Linked DNA regions of Homo sapiens: region 1 is linked to region 2. Evidence: read pairs that join two places in POLR2A ChIA-PET (ENCODE). Cell type or tissue: Panc1. All regions are shown on one strand. Links, peaks and the distances in the headings refer to the core of each region. The heading gives the core; the rest is flanking DNA. Region 1 overlaps THOC2 (THO complex subunit 2). Region 2 has its middle 56 kb from the start of XIAP.

Evidence for each region. Peaks named below come from ENCODE experiments on the same cell type or tissue, not always from the same donor. Only the 100,000 strongest peaks of a DNase experiment are listed, where the experiment ranks them.
Region 1: POLR2A ChIA-PET joins it to region 2 with 6 read pairs; 3 of 35 experiments call an interaction of 5 or more read pairs at or near these places.

What each region holds. Positions count from the first base shown.
Region 1 is chrX:123,723,835-123,731,181 of GRCh38, forward strand. The region is part of intron 1 of THOC2 (THO complex subunit 2); the gene reads right to left. Among named protein-coding and RNA genes, the nearest start is that of THOC2, 5.5 kb to the right of the region's middle. In Panc1, for the core only: no CTCF peak of the experiment used is centred there; no DNase peak of the experiment used is centred there.
Region 2 is chrX:123,800,786-123,808,132 of GRCh38, forward strand. No RefSeq gene overlaps it. Among named protein-coding and RNA genes, the nearest start is that of XIAP, 56 kb to the right of the region's middle. In Panc1, for the core only: no CTCF peak of the experiment used is centred there; a DNase peak (open chromatin) is centred at 2,876; H3K27ac peaks cover 339 bases.

The DNA.
Region 1 (7,347 bases), core at 1,260-5,259, 77 kb before region 2:
AGGAAAACCATAAATGTCAGGATAATGTTTACTACATGAGAGGTGGGAAAGGTTTGATCGGGAACAAACAGTATGTTGCCTTGACCTGGGTGTAAGTTACATGGGGGTGCATCTTACAGTGATTATTTTAAGCTCTATATTGAGGTTTCATGACTTCTCTGTATTTTCATTACATTTCACAATTTAGAAAAAAATTCTTCCATGTTGCACAAGGCTTTAAAGAGAGCCAATGAATTCATATAGAAGAGTTTCTTACTCTTTTATATCTAGTAATCCTTTTTCTAGTCAATGAAACAAATAATTTTAAGACTTACAGAACCTGCTTATATATCACATCTAAGGCTAAATAAGATGCCAGATTACAATCATCCACAGAGAGATTATCTACTTTGCAGATTATACATAACCTTGCAGCTCACCTCTGTGCCTTCTGATTATGTCAATACCCTATCATCAGGATGAGCAGGGTAAGGTTATTAAAAGTCAACAGAGTAAACTTTTGCTGGTCAACAATTCACTTCTAGGTTTCACAAATATGTTCAAAACCAAAAAATAAAAAGGCAATGGAAGCCGGGCACTGTAGCTCACACCTGTAGTCCCAGAACTCTGGGAGGCTAAGGTGGGTGGATCAGTTGAGGTCAAGAGTTTGAGACCAGCCTGGCCAACATGATGAAACCTCGTCTCCACTAAAAATACAAAAATTAGCTGGACGCAGTGGTGCGCACCTGTAATCCCAGCTACTCTACAGGCTGAGGCAGGAGAATCGCATGAACCCAGGAGGCAGAGGTTGCAGTGAGCCAAGACTGCATCACCGCACTCCAACCTGGGCAACAGAGCGAGACTCTGTCTCAGAAAAAATAAAAATAAAAAATAAGGGCAATGGAGAGCATCTACTAAATTAAATATTTAGTTTGAAAATGTCAGGCCAGGCATAGTAGCTCACGTCTGTAATCCCAGCACTTTGGGAGGCCAAGGTGGGTGAATCACTTGAGCTCAGGAGTTCGAGACCAGCCTGGTAATATCACCTGAGCTCAGGAGTTCAAGACCAGCCTCGTAACGTGGTGAAACCCTGTCTCTACCAAAAACACAAACAATTAGCAGAGCATGGTAGCACGCGCCTGTGGGCCCAGCTACTCAGGAGGCTGAGGTGGGAGGATCGCCAGAGCCCAGGAAGTTGAGACTGCAGTGAGCCAAGATCACACCAGTGAGCCATGATCGCACCACTGCACTCCAGCCTGCACTCCAGGGTGACAGAGCAAGATCCCATCTCAAAAACAAAAACAAAGAAAGAAAATGTCATTTAGCTATTAAACATTTCTCACTAAAAAAATTATTCTGAGAGTACCTTACAAATGGTAAGCTGGTTTAAGTTTGATCCCAAGTACTTTCAACTACTTCCCTGGAGAACTAGACAGGCCTTCTAATGGGTTGAGAAGAGAACAGTGGTTGGTTAAGAACACTGGTTAAAGTTGGATATGCTGGCTCATGCCTGTAATCCCAACACTTTGGGAGGCCGAAGTGGGAGGATCACTTGAGCACAGGAGTACAAGACCAGCCTAGCCAGCCTAGCCAACAAGTGAGACCCCATCTCTACAAAAAAAAAAAAAAAATAGAAAAAAAAAGTAGCCAAGTGTGGTGGCACATGCCTATAATCCCAGCTACTTGGGAGGTTGAGCTGGGAGGATCACTTGAGCCTGCAGGTCGAGGCTGCAGTGAGTGGTGATCGTAGTACCACTGCACTCCAGCCTGGGCAGCCTGGGGAACAGAGTGAGACCCTATCTCAAAAAAAAAAAAAAAAAAAAAACCACGATTAAGCTTCTAATTTCACAAAATACGTTAAACCTAACATAAGTTTATCTGGAATATAAAACAAAATCAATCTTCCTTCCACCAGGCAACACAGAAATAACATCTGCTTCAGACTAGCATCAGAAGATATAACCTAAAAATGCCATCTAGGTCTTTTGTGGAGAGGAGATATATAAGTATATCAAGGTTGCTTCAATATTTACTATGAAGTATTAAAACAATTCCCTCTTTGGGTTCTCATTTCCCTTATAGGGTCAATTCTCTTTAGAATATAATAGCAGGGGCCAGGCACCGTGGCTCACACCTATAATCCCAGCACTTTTAAGAGGCCGAGGAGGGCAGATTACTTGAGGTCAAGAGTTTGAGACTAGCCTAGCCAATATGGTGAAACCCCGTCTCTACTAAAACTACAAAAATTAGCCGGGCTTGGTGGCCAATGCCTGTAATCCCAGCTACTCAGGAAGCTGAGGCAGGAGAATCACCTGAACCCAGGAAGCGGAGGTTGTAGTGGGTCGAGATCGCACCACTGCACTCCAGCCTGGGCGACAGAGTGAGACTCTGTCTCAAAAAAAATAATAATAATAATAGCAGGAAGCACCATGTCTTTGAAAGAAGAATTTAACAGAATAAAGTAACTCATCTTTCCCTTTGTACTCGGGCTACTAAAATGCAATTTCAAATATTCCTTCATATAGAAAAAGAGAAAAAAGAAAAAGAGGAAAGGAAAAGGAAAGGATGAGAAAGAAAGAGAAATAAAATAATTGTTTAAAATTCCTCCTTATTCACTTGAGCCCAGGAGGTCAAGGCTGCAGTGAGCCAAGATCGTGCCACTGCACTCCAGCCTGGGCAACAGAGTGAGACCCTGTCTCAAAAAAAAAAAAAAAAAACTTCTCCTTATAACAATGCACTTGCTTCCTCACATTTTCAATAGTTTCATTTCTATTTAACAATCTTAATGCATGTCTTTTGCAAAAAGCCTTCCAATGGTTGCGGGGAAGAGGTTGCATCAGTGTTGCAAACTCCTACCTAGACTAATGGTACAGTCATCATTACATAACTTTAAGAAATAATTGAAATATAATTCTATATTGTCAGTCACCAGGCTACAAACATGTTCATTAGGACACAGATGACAATGTCATCATGAACTATTAGTTAGAATCTCAAAGATTTGCTCAAGTTGCATATGGAACCATTGAAAGGTTATTACAATAAGGCAATTTGTTTGCATAATAGATACTTACATTTCCCTAGTATAAAAGAGGTATTCCTTTGGCTGGGCGTAGTGGCTCATGCCTGTAATCCCAGCACTTTGGGAGGCTGAGGGGGGAGGATCACTTGAAGCCAGGAGTTTATGACCAGCCTGGGCAATATAGCAAAACCCCATCCCTACTCATACACCCGCACAAAAAAATGTTTTTAATTAGCCAGGCATGGTGGCATGCACCTGTAGCCCTAGCAATTCAGGAGGCTGAGGCAGGAAAATCCCTTGAGCCTGGTGGGGTCAAGCCTGCAGTGAGCCGTGATCGCCTGCACTCCAGCCTAGGTGACAAAGCAAGACCCTGTCTCAAAAAAAACTTAGTTAAAAATAAATTTTTTAATAAAAAAAAAACAGGTATTCCTTAGTTATAACAAGAAACTAAAAACAAACACTGAGATTTTTCCCCAACAAGTAGATGTATCTGTGCTCTTCTCCCTAAGTAATTCACTAATAGAAGTCCACCAAGGATTCTTAAAGAAACTGTTTCTGAACATTACATTTGTCTTACTATACACCTGCCTAATGGTTTTAGGTCACTAACCTAAATTATAGGGAGAGGAAAAAACAAAACTACCTCTAATAGTTGCCCACTTTAATATCGCTTAAAAATAATCAAATTTTCTGTCTCAGTCCAAATTGAAATTATTTTAATCCCTTAATAACTTTCAAATACTTGAGTTTACCATTTTTCCACTTTTTAATTTAATTTTTTAAAAATAAAAATAGAGATAGGTTCTCGCTATGTCGCCCAGAGCTCTCCTGGGCTCAGGCAATCCTTCCTCCTGCCTCAGTTGCCCAAGTAGCTGGGATTACAGGTGTGTGCCACAGTGCACACCACCTTACATGCCACCACGCCAGGCATTCATTTTTTCTACTTTTAAAATAGTTTAGTGCTATTATGGAGATGCTGTCTCAGGTCCCTGAGAATGAGGACAGAATCTACTTTCTGTCAAAAGATGTATGGAAAACTGAATAAAATGTCTGAAGTTCCTTCAAGGACTTAAAAGGTATTTTGTGAATACTTCTTAACATGAGTATACGGCTTTTCATCTTACTTGTTCCCATTTTCCAGTAAAAAGGAAACAGAGTCACAAGCTTAAACTACTTGATTATGCTCACATCTCAAATGTGGCTTTCATATATAGAAGGCTGATGTTCATTTACGCTTCACTTAATTCTTTAAAACAAGACAACAAAAAGGTTAAATGTAGTTAAATAAAGTGCTACCTCTATTATCATTTGTAGAACAGAAACATAACCCACAAAAATGAATACTGGGACAACACAGTTTTATCTTGTAGAAACATGCATTTAAAAGAAAAGGAAACAGGAAATGTTAAAAAAAAAAAAGACAACAGGAGTTGCCGCACTTACAGTAGGAAAAAAGCACAAGTATATTGACAGCACTCACCCTACCTAAACGTTAGAGCATTACAGAATAATTTTTTTTAACAAACAAAGTAGTAGCCTATACAACCTCCTGACATTGCTTCAACATTTTGTGAAGAATGTTTCTCTTCCCAGGAAAACAGACTAAGACTTATACTTAGCTTATGAATACAGGTCGAAATGGGAAATTAAATGCTAAATGAAAACTGAGACATCAAGAAAAGGTTTCAGATAAAGCTTTGGCTGAATTTGGAGCAACTTTGCGAGGAAAAAAGACTCAACCACCAAGACTAAAATTTCTTAGAATGATTATATCCCTTTACCTGGAATCCTCCAAGAAATTCAGATCAGATGGCATGTTCTGAACAACCAAATATACTTAAATAAGTTCTAGAATGTCTAAAATCATGTAGTAGCAGAAGAAGAAAAAGAACAACAATCAAAACATTTGGCAATTAAATTTTAAAACTTTATTGTAACTACCATTAATAAGGTAAGACCTAACAAAACTTTCTAATTGATACCTAAATAAGCTATTCAAACAAACAGATGATATTCAACAAACGTAAGTATTTCAAAATTAGACTAAGTATTAACATGAGGCTAGCATCTTCAGATTAAGAGCTTCGAATATCAATTCTCCATTAAGGTTGCCTGTAACAAAGAAATGCTGAGTTCACTGTGTTAATGATTTCTACCAAAAACAGAATTCTACACTGGATCTACCAGTACATGCAAGTTTATTAGCTTCATCATGGCAAGTTCTACGTCAATATAAAATAATCAAGAAACTAAAACTAATTCCAAAATTAAGTGATTAAATACATATCTTTCAGAATTTGGAAGAGTTTGCATTTAGATATAAGTATTATTGGAAATTACAATTACATTTTGGTAGTCCTCCTTTGCCCTTCTGATCCCTCTTTAAGATCACTTTAAAGGTCACTCTTTAAGAGTTCTATAATTTAGCATTAAAAACATAATTGGTATCTCTGGAAACATAATGGGATATCTAGATATGTGATGGATGGACCATTCAGATAGGCAAAATACAGTTTTACTTTTCTCTCTAATTACCTAATAAAACATTCTTCAAAGTCAAGACCTTCCATTTAATAGACAGTTGTTTTTCATGGCGTACAGTTAAGAATTTGCCCTATCTGAAAGTTATAAAATGCCCCATACATCTCTTATGTTGCTTTCAACACTAGCTGACTACCACCCCCAGAAAAGATTTATGCTGGTAAGAAGTGACAGACAAGAAATGAATTAACAACCTCATGAAATATATCACATTATTTTTAAAAAGATAATTTTCAGTCAAGTTAAAGCTTATCTGCTAATTTATCTTGTTAAAAAGGAAAAATTCACCCAAGGTATAATTTTAAATATTGGTCATATTCTAAACGCCAAATCTATAGCTTCACTAATAATGTGGTGGCACACTACCTTCATTTTTAACATTTCCAGTTGCTGTTTTATATTTCAGAAGCTGTTTTCAGACAAAGGAAAAAGGTTTTTTGTAATATATTTGCACCACCACGTATTCTGCCTAGTAATATGAAAATGCTAACACCTATCTTTAGGAAGACACAAAAACTCCAAAGACATGCTATATGCAACAAAGTTTCATAGAGGGAAAACAGGTCAAATAAACTGAAACTAAGTACTGGATGGTGATGTGTTTAACTATTTAAAATAGCTTATTATGTTACACAATTTTAAATTCTCTTCCTGTAACAGAATGCAATCATAAAACTGACTATACTGATTTGGATCTACTATAATTCAATCCACATTCCACAAGTCATGCAATAACTACATACACGTAAGTTCTAATAACAGGTTTTTTTGCTGTTGTTTTTGGTTTGTTTTTGTTTGGGTTTTTGTTTTTTTTTTTTTTTTAAAGAGTTTCGCTCTTGTTACCCATGCTGGAGTGCAACAGCGCGATCTCCGCTCACCGCAACTTCCGCCTCCCAGATTCAAGCGATTCTCCCGCCTCAGCCTCCTGAGTAGCTGGGATTACAGGCATGTGCCACCACGCTCGGCAAATTTTGTACTTTTAGTAGAGATGGGGTTTCTCCATGTTGGTCAGGCTTGTCTGGAACTCCTGACCTCAGGTGATCCACCCGCCTCGGCCTCCCAATTTGCTGGGATTACAGGCGTGAGCCACCACGCTCGGCTTCTAATAACAGTTTTTAAGCAGCTCTTCAAACATAAGAACTATGACAGATAGCATGTATTATGTAAATATACATAATGTGAACCTAAAATTCCATTTTATCTAAGTATTTCGATCTCCTACATCACTTTTTCTCAAACCATTACCAGTCAGAAGCCAAGCAGAATTTCACCTTATAGCCCTAATACCACTCATGCTAAGGTGGCAGCAATAATAGTAAAACTGTTGGGAGGCCGAGGTGGGCGGATCACCAGGTCAGGAGATGGAGACCATCCTGGATAACACGGTGAAACTCCGTGTCTAGTAAAAATACAAAAAATTAGCCGGGCGTGGTAGCACGCGCCTGTAGTCCCAGCTACTCAGGAGGCTGAGACAGGAGAATCGCTTGAACGTGGGAGGCGGAGGTTACGGTGAGCCGAGATCGCGCCACTGCACTCCAGCCTGGGCGACAGAGCGAGACTCCGTCTCAAGGGGGAAAAAAAAAAGTAAAACTGTCAAAAAACAGTAGCTGAAAGGAGGAAGCTGAGCAATCTACAAACATAACAGCCCCTAAATAAATGAGCTGGCTTTGAAAGTAAACAAAACAATGAACTGCTTTTATCAGTTTTGGGGGATTACCCTAATATCGATGAAGATGATGGTCTGGCTGGGTAACTTCCCATCTTGCCTTCCCCAAACTTGATGGCTATTTGTCAACTAGCTATCA
Region 2 (7,347 bases), core at 1,108-5,107:
GTATTAATGGTATGACTGAGGAGATCCTGTTTTGAAAGCAAGTCCTGAGTCTTGGGGTAATGCAAGTGGAGGGATACGAGCAGAATCTGCTTAGGGAGGGTCGCAATGGTGGAGATATGGTCCCCAGCTTGTATTAAGGAAACAAAATGTCTTCTTTATTGAAGAAAGGGACAGTATAGTTTTTAGTAAGAGTCCAAACAGAGCCTAGGCATGTGTACCACTCACCCCAAATAATCTAGGCTGTCCACCATTTTTTTTTTGAGACCGAATCTCGCTCTTTGGGAGACCGAGGCAGGCAGATCACCTGAGGTCAGGAGTTCGAGACCAGCCTGGCCAACATAGTGAAACCTCATCTCTACTAAAAATACAAAAATCAGCCGGGCGTGGTGGTGCATGCCTGTAATCCCAGCTACTCGGGAGGCTGAGATAGGAGACTCGCTTGAACCCAGGAGGCGGAGGTTGCAGTGAGCTGAGATCATGCCATTGCACTCCAGCCTGGGCGACAGAGGGAGACTCCGTCTCAAAAAAAAAAAAAAAAAAAAAATTAGGCAGGCGTGCTGTTGAGCACCTGTAGTCCCAGCTATTCAGGATGCTGAGGTAGAAGAATTGCTTGAGCCCGGGAGGTCAAGGCTGCAGTGATTTTGTCACTGCACTGCAGCCTGGATGACAAGGTGAGACTCAGTCTCAAAAAAAAGGAAAGAAAGAGAGAGAGAGGGGAAGGAAGGAAGGAAGGAAGGAAGGAGAGAGGGAGGGATGGAAGGAGGGAAGGAGGGAGGGAGGAAGGAGGGAAGGAAGGAGGGAAGGAGGGAGGGAGGGAAGGAGGGAGGGAGGGAGGGAAGGAGGGAGGGGGAAAGGAAGGAGAGAGGGAGGGATGGAAGGAGGGAAGGAGGGAGGGAGGAAGGAGGGAAGGAAGGAGGGAAGGAGGGAAGGAGGGAGGGAGGGAAGGAAGGAAGGAAGAAAGGAAGGAAAGAAAGAAGGAAAAGGAAAATTTAAAGTTTGCCAATCCTTATGCTAGAGAACTGTTCCCATTTGTTCAGCTCATCTGGAAGGATAATAGATGGCAAAAAATAGCATAAAATTTAGTTTGTGGCCATAATCCTCACAACAACCTGTTGATGTAGGGTGACATTCTCATCACATTCACAGATGAGGAAACTGAGATACAGAGAAGTGAAGTGACACAGCTAGTAAGTGCCAGAACCAAGATCTGGCCCCAAGCAGGCTGGCTTTATAGACTGGCTCCTATCTACTACAGAGAACTGTCTCCTTTGTAGAGCAAGGCTAGACATGCAGCCTTTATACAGCCTCCACCCTGCCAGTGTTATCACGATTCCGGAGTTCATTGAGGCCTCAGCTGGACTAAAGCAACATGCTCCAGTGCAACATCTGGACCCTTGCAGACAAATAATTGCACTATTCTTTACATCCTGTCTAAGTTCCCTTGTCACATCTGTGAGGAAGGCCTCCCTGTTCTACTTTCCTCAGCCATACTCTCCACACATAGAAAAGGACAAAGACTTAGCTACTTAGGAACATCACTTGGCTGCAGTGAGCTATGATTGTGCCATGCACTCCAGCCTGGGTGACAGAGCAAGACCCTGTCTCTAATAAGAAAGAACAAAGAATTTCATAAGTAATACTTATTCATTCACTATTATTAAATTCTAGCATTTTCTTCTATCTGCTTCAGAATTTCGTTTATTAAAAAATAAAATATAGGCCGGTCTCGGTGGCTCATCCCAACACTTTGGGAGGCCAAGGGTGGGGTGGATCACGAGGTCAGGAGTTCAAGACCAGCCAGGCCAACATGGTAAAACCTCATCTCTACTAAAAAAATTAATAATAATACAAAAATTATCTAGGCGTGGTGGCACACACCTGTAATCTCAGCTACTAGGGAGGCTGAGACAGGAGAATCACTTGAACCTGGGAGGCAGAGGTTGCAGTGAGCCGAGGTTGCACCACTGCACTCCATCCTGGGAGACAGAGTAAGACTTCGTCTCAAAAAAAAAAAAAAAATTGGCCAGGGCGGTGGCTCACGCCTGTAATCGCAGCACTTTGGGAGGCCGAGGCGGGCGGATCACGAGGTCAGGAGATTGAGACTATCCTGGCTAACACGGTCAAATCCTGTCTCTACTAAAAATACAAAAAATTAGCCGGGCATGGTGGCAGGCGCCTGTAGTCCCAGCTACTCCGGAGGCTGAGGCAGGAGAATGGCGTGAACCCAGGAGGCAGAGGTTGCAGTGAGCCGAGATCAAGCCACTGCACTCCAGCCTGGGCGACAGAGCAAGACTGCGTCTCAAAAAAAAAAAAAAAAAAAAAAAAAAATTAGCTGGGTGCCGTGGCAGGCACCTGTAATCTCAGCTACTCGGGAGACTGAGGCAGGAGAATCGTTTGAACCTGGGAGGCAGAGGTTGCAGTGAGCCCAGATCATGCCATTGCACTCCATCCTTGGCAACAAGAGCGAAACTCCATCTCAAAAAAAAATTAAAATTAAAATTAAAAAAATAAAAAATAATAATACTAAAATATAGCCCCAGTTGAAAATCCCTGTTCACTTCTGTATCTCTTTTCCTTCTCTCTCCAGCGGTAACCACTATTCTGAAATTGGAGCTTATCTTTCCTGTGCGTGCCAGAACTCTTAACTAGCCTGCCTTTTTTTTCTTTTTAAAATTTCATCATCCAGCATAGGCAAGAAATACTAGCTTTTCAAGTTCATATAGTCTCTCCAATCATTTTCATCCCTCCTCTGATGAGATATCCTTTGAACCTGGTTGTTTGGAGTTCAGTGTCTTTGTTCATGGTGATCTTAATCTATTCATAAGAGTGGTTGCCAGGCAAGAAAGGGGGATGGAAGTAAACAGAACTAGTGTCACGTCTGAGTCATTAGTCGGCCACAATTAAGTGCTTCCTATCTCAGTCTGTGACATCCAGCTGCTACTCACAGGGCCAAAGCAAATATAGCAGGGGCACTTCCTATGAGGGCCTTTGTTTAAGTGGTGTTCCAGAGTGCATGCTGTACTGGGTAAGGCAACCCACAGCAGATGAAAACATCTTGATCAAAGGGATGAGGAAGGAAGGAAACCAGAAGTCACAAGTAAGAAGCAGTGACAAGCATTGTCTTCCAAGAATCATCTTCAGTTTTCCAAAAGGAATAAGTTTAGGCCTGATGTGGTGGCTCATGCCTATAATCCCAGCACTATGGGAGGCCCAGGCCGGCAGATCACTTGAGGTCAGGAGTTCGAGACCAGCCTGGCTAACATGGTGAAACCCCATCTCTATTAAAAATACAAAAATTAGGCAGAAGTGGTGGCTCACACCTGTGGTGCCAGCTACTCAGGAGGCTGAGGCAGGAGACTTGCTTGAACCTAGGAGGCGGGGGTTGCAGTGAGCCAAGATTGGGCCACTGCATTCCAGCCTGGGCAACAGAGCAAGACTCCGTCTCAAAAAAAAAAAATAGTTTAGGGGTTACAAGATGGTAAGGTCAGAAACTGGTCAGAAAATGAAAGGCAAGATAAGTTGAGGCAAACAGCTCAAGACCTGGGCTGAACTGAAAAAAGAGGAAAGGGCATGGTGGCTCAGGCCTGTAATCCCAGCACTTTGGGAGGCTAAGGTTGGTGGATCACCTGAGGTCAGGAGCTGGAGAGCAGCCTGGCCAACATGGGGAAAACTCGTCTCTACTAAAAATACAAAAATTATACGGGCGTGGTGGCATGTGCCTGTGGTCCCAGCTACTCAGGAGGCTGAGGTAGAAGAATCGCTTGAACCCAAGAGGTGGAGGTTGCAGTGAACCAAGATTGCTCCACTGCACTCCAGCCCAGGCAAGACAGCGAGACTCCAAAAACAAAAACAAAAACAAAAAAAAAAACAAGAGGAAAGAGTAATAGGGACCTATGCTGCGTGTCCTTTATTGATTTGCTCCTCTAGATCCACTCTCTTTTTTTTTTTTGAGACAGATTCTCACTCTGTCACCCAAGCTGGAGTGCGGTGCCTCGATCTCAGCTCACTACAACCTCCGCCTCCTGGGTTCAAGTGATTCTCCTGCCTCAGCTTCCTGATCAGGTGGGATTACAGGTGCGTGCCACCACGCCCGGCTAATTTTTATATTTTCAGTAGAGACGGGGTTTCACCATGTTGGTCAGGCTGGTCTCGAACTGCTGAGCTCAGGTGATCCACCCGCGTTGGCTTCCCAAAGTGCTGGGATTACAGGTGTGAGCCACCGCGCCTGGCCTAGATCTGCTCTCTTCTCTGTTCTGTACTCTGGGAGACTGACCTATGTACATCACATCAGTGAGCTCCATTGCCTCTGGCTTCCAGCTGGGTTGGTTTGTTTGTCTGTCTGTCTGTTTGTTTGTTCTGTTTTGTTTGAGACAGAGTCTCACTCTTGTTGCCCAGGCTGGAGGGTAATGGCACAATCTCAGCTCACCGCAACCTTCGCCTCCAGAGTTCAAGCGATTCTTCTGCCTCAGCCTCCCGAGTAGCTGGGATTACAAGCATGCACCACCATGCCTGGATAATTTTGTATTTTTAGTAGAGACGGGGTTTCTCCTTGTTGGTCAGGCTGGTCTCAAACTCCTGACCTCAGGTGATCTGCCCACCTTGGCCTCCCAAAGTGCTGGGATTACAGGCGTGAGTCACCGCGCCCGGCTTCTCCAGCTGAATTTGGTCAGTGGGGAGGGACTGGCAAGGATTTTCAGAAAGGGCAGAGAATGAAGTTAGGGTACTTATTCCCTAACTTTTTTACTGAGGGGTTTCCAGCAGGCTGGCTGGCCCTTTCTCTCACCTGAATGAAGGTCATAGTTCCTCCTGTGAATTAGCCCTTTCCATACAATATTTGCTCTTCTCCAACCCAAGTGCAAGAAATCACCCCCTTCCTTTGCTTCCTACTTTGTTAAACCTGGGTTCTGCAATATAACTTATGGATTCTCTACATCCTATATAAATGTTGTAAATAAGCCGGGAGCGGTGGCTCACACCTGTAATCCCAGCACTTTTGGAGGCCGAGGCAGGTGGATCACTTGAGACCAGTAGTTTGAGACCAGCCTGGCCAACATGGCGAAATTCTGTCTCTACTAAAAATACAAAAATTATCCAGGCTTGGTGGCACAGGTCTGTAATCCCAGCTACTCAGGAGGCTGAGGCACGAGAATTGTTGGTCCTGGGAGCTGGAGTTTGCCGTGAGCCAAGATCTCACGCCACTTCATTCCAGCCTGGGTGACAGAGTGAGACTGTGTCAAAAAAATAAATAAAAATAAAAAAATAAAATAAAAAGCAAATGTTGTAAATAGTTGTTTTATTCAGTGCTTCTTTCAAAAAAATTGGTTAGGCTATCTGTTCCTACTGGACTTTAACTGATCCAGAACTCCTTTTTGTATTACTGAGAAAATTCCTTACAAAATAATTCCATTACTTCTATTAATAACAACTCATTGACTTTCAATTCAAGGAAGAGATATATAAAAAGACACTCTAACTAATAATGTTGTGAAACCACAAAATGTTTACACCCAAATTTCCTAAAGAAATCATATTCAGGCTGGGCGCGGAGGCTCACGCCTATAATCCCAGCACTTTGTGAGGCCAAGACGGGCTGATAACTTGAGGTCACTAGTTCGAGACCAGCCTGGCCAACATGGTAAAACCCTGTCTCTACTAAAAATAGAAAAATTAGCCAGGTGTGGTGGTGCATGCCTGTAATCCCAACTACTCGGGAGGCTAAGGCAGGAGGATTGCTTAAACCCAGGAGGCGGAGGTTGCAGTGAGATGAGATCTCGCCAGTGCGCTCCAGCCTGGGCAACAGAGCAAGACTCCGTCTCAAAAAAAAAAAAAACCAAAGCCAGGCACAGTGGCTCACGCCTGTAATCCCAGCAATTTGGGAGGCCAAGACGGGCAGATCACCTGAGGTCAGGAGTTCAAGACCAGACTGATCAATATGGTGAAACCCCATCTCTACTAAAAAATACAAAAATTTGGTGTGGTGTGGTGGCTCATGCCTATAATCCTAGCACTTTGGGAGGCCAAAGCAGGTGGATTGTCTGAGCTCAGGAGTTCGAGACCAGCCTGAGCAACATGGTGAAACCCCATCTCTACTAAAATACAAAAAAAGTAGCCGGGCGTGGCAGCATGTGCCTGTAACCCCAGCTACTTGTGGGGCTGAGGCAGGAGAATAGCTTGAACCCGGGAAGTGGAAGTTGCAGTGAGCTGAGATCATGCTATTGCACTCCAGCCTGGGCAACAGAGGGAGACTGTCTCAAAAAAAAAAAAAATTAAAAAATTACTGGGTGCAGTGGCTCACACCTGTAATCCCAGCACTTTGGGAGGCCAAGGTGGGTGGATCACCTGAGGTCAGGAGTTGGAGAACAGCCTGACTAACATGGAGAAACCCCATCTCTACTAAAAATACAAAATTAGCCGGGCGTGGTGGCGCATGCCTGTAATCCCAGCTACTCAGGAGGCTGAGACAGGAGAATTGCTTGAACCCAGGAGGCAGAGGTTGCAGTGAGCCGAGATCACACCACTGCACTCCAGCCTGGGTGACAGAGTGAAACTCTGTCTCAAAAAAAAAAAGAAAAGAAAAGAAATCATATCCAGAACATTGAGTTCTAAGCTCAGGAATCTTTAATATCTTTTTAATTTTTTTATTTTTATTTATTTATTTTTTTTTTGAGATGGAGTATCGCTCTATCACTCAGGCTAGAGTACAGTGGCACAATCTCAGCTCACTGCAACCTCCACCTCCCGGGTTCAAGTGATTCTCCTGCCTCAGCCTCCCAAGTAGTCAGCCAATTTTTGCATTTTTAGTAGAGCTGGGGTTTCACCATCTTGGCTAGGCTGGTCGCAAAATCCTGACCTCAAGTGACCGCCCACCTCAGCCTCCCAAAGTGCTGGGATTACAGGCGTGAGCCACCATGCCCGACCTAATATCTTTTTTAAAATGTTGAATTTCACAAAGGTAATCTCTGATGTGTTTATTTATTTGATGTCTATGTCCCCTACTAAATTCCATGACTCTGTTAGAACAGGGACATATCTGTTTTGTTGTATGCTATATCCTCAGTGATGAGGACGGTAACTCTCAAATAGTAGATCCTTGACATTTTTTTTTTAAGTTTAATGAGTGAGAGAAAAAAAGTCAAAAGCAGTAATAACAACAATTAACCATCATAGATTACTGATGAGTCACTCTCTTAATTAGAGGCAGATGTGATGAGGCAGGCACTTGTTTGGATAGCGTCCTTAGTGAATCATGTGACCTGTTTATGGCTTACAATTATATCGTTTTGTGAAGGTGGTGTGGGAGTGTTCACAAATTTTTCAGGGTGTCTGCTCCATTATAAAGATAACATG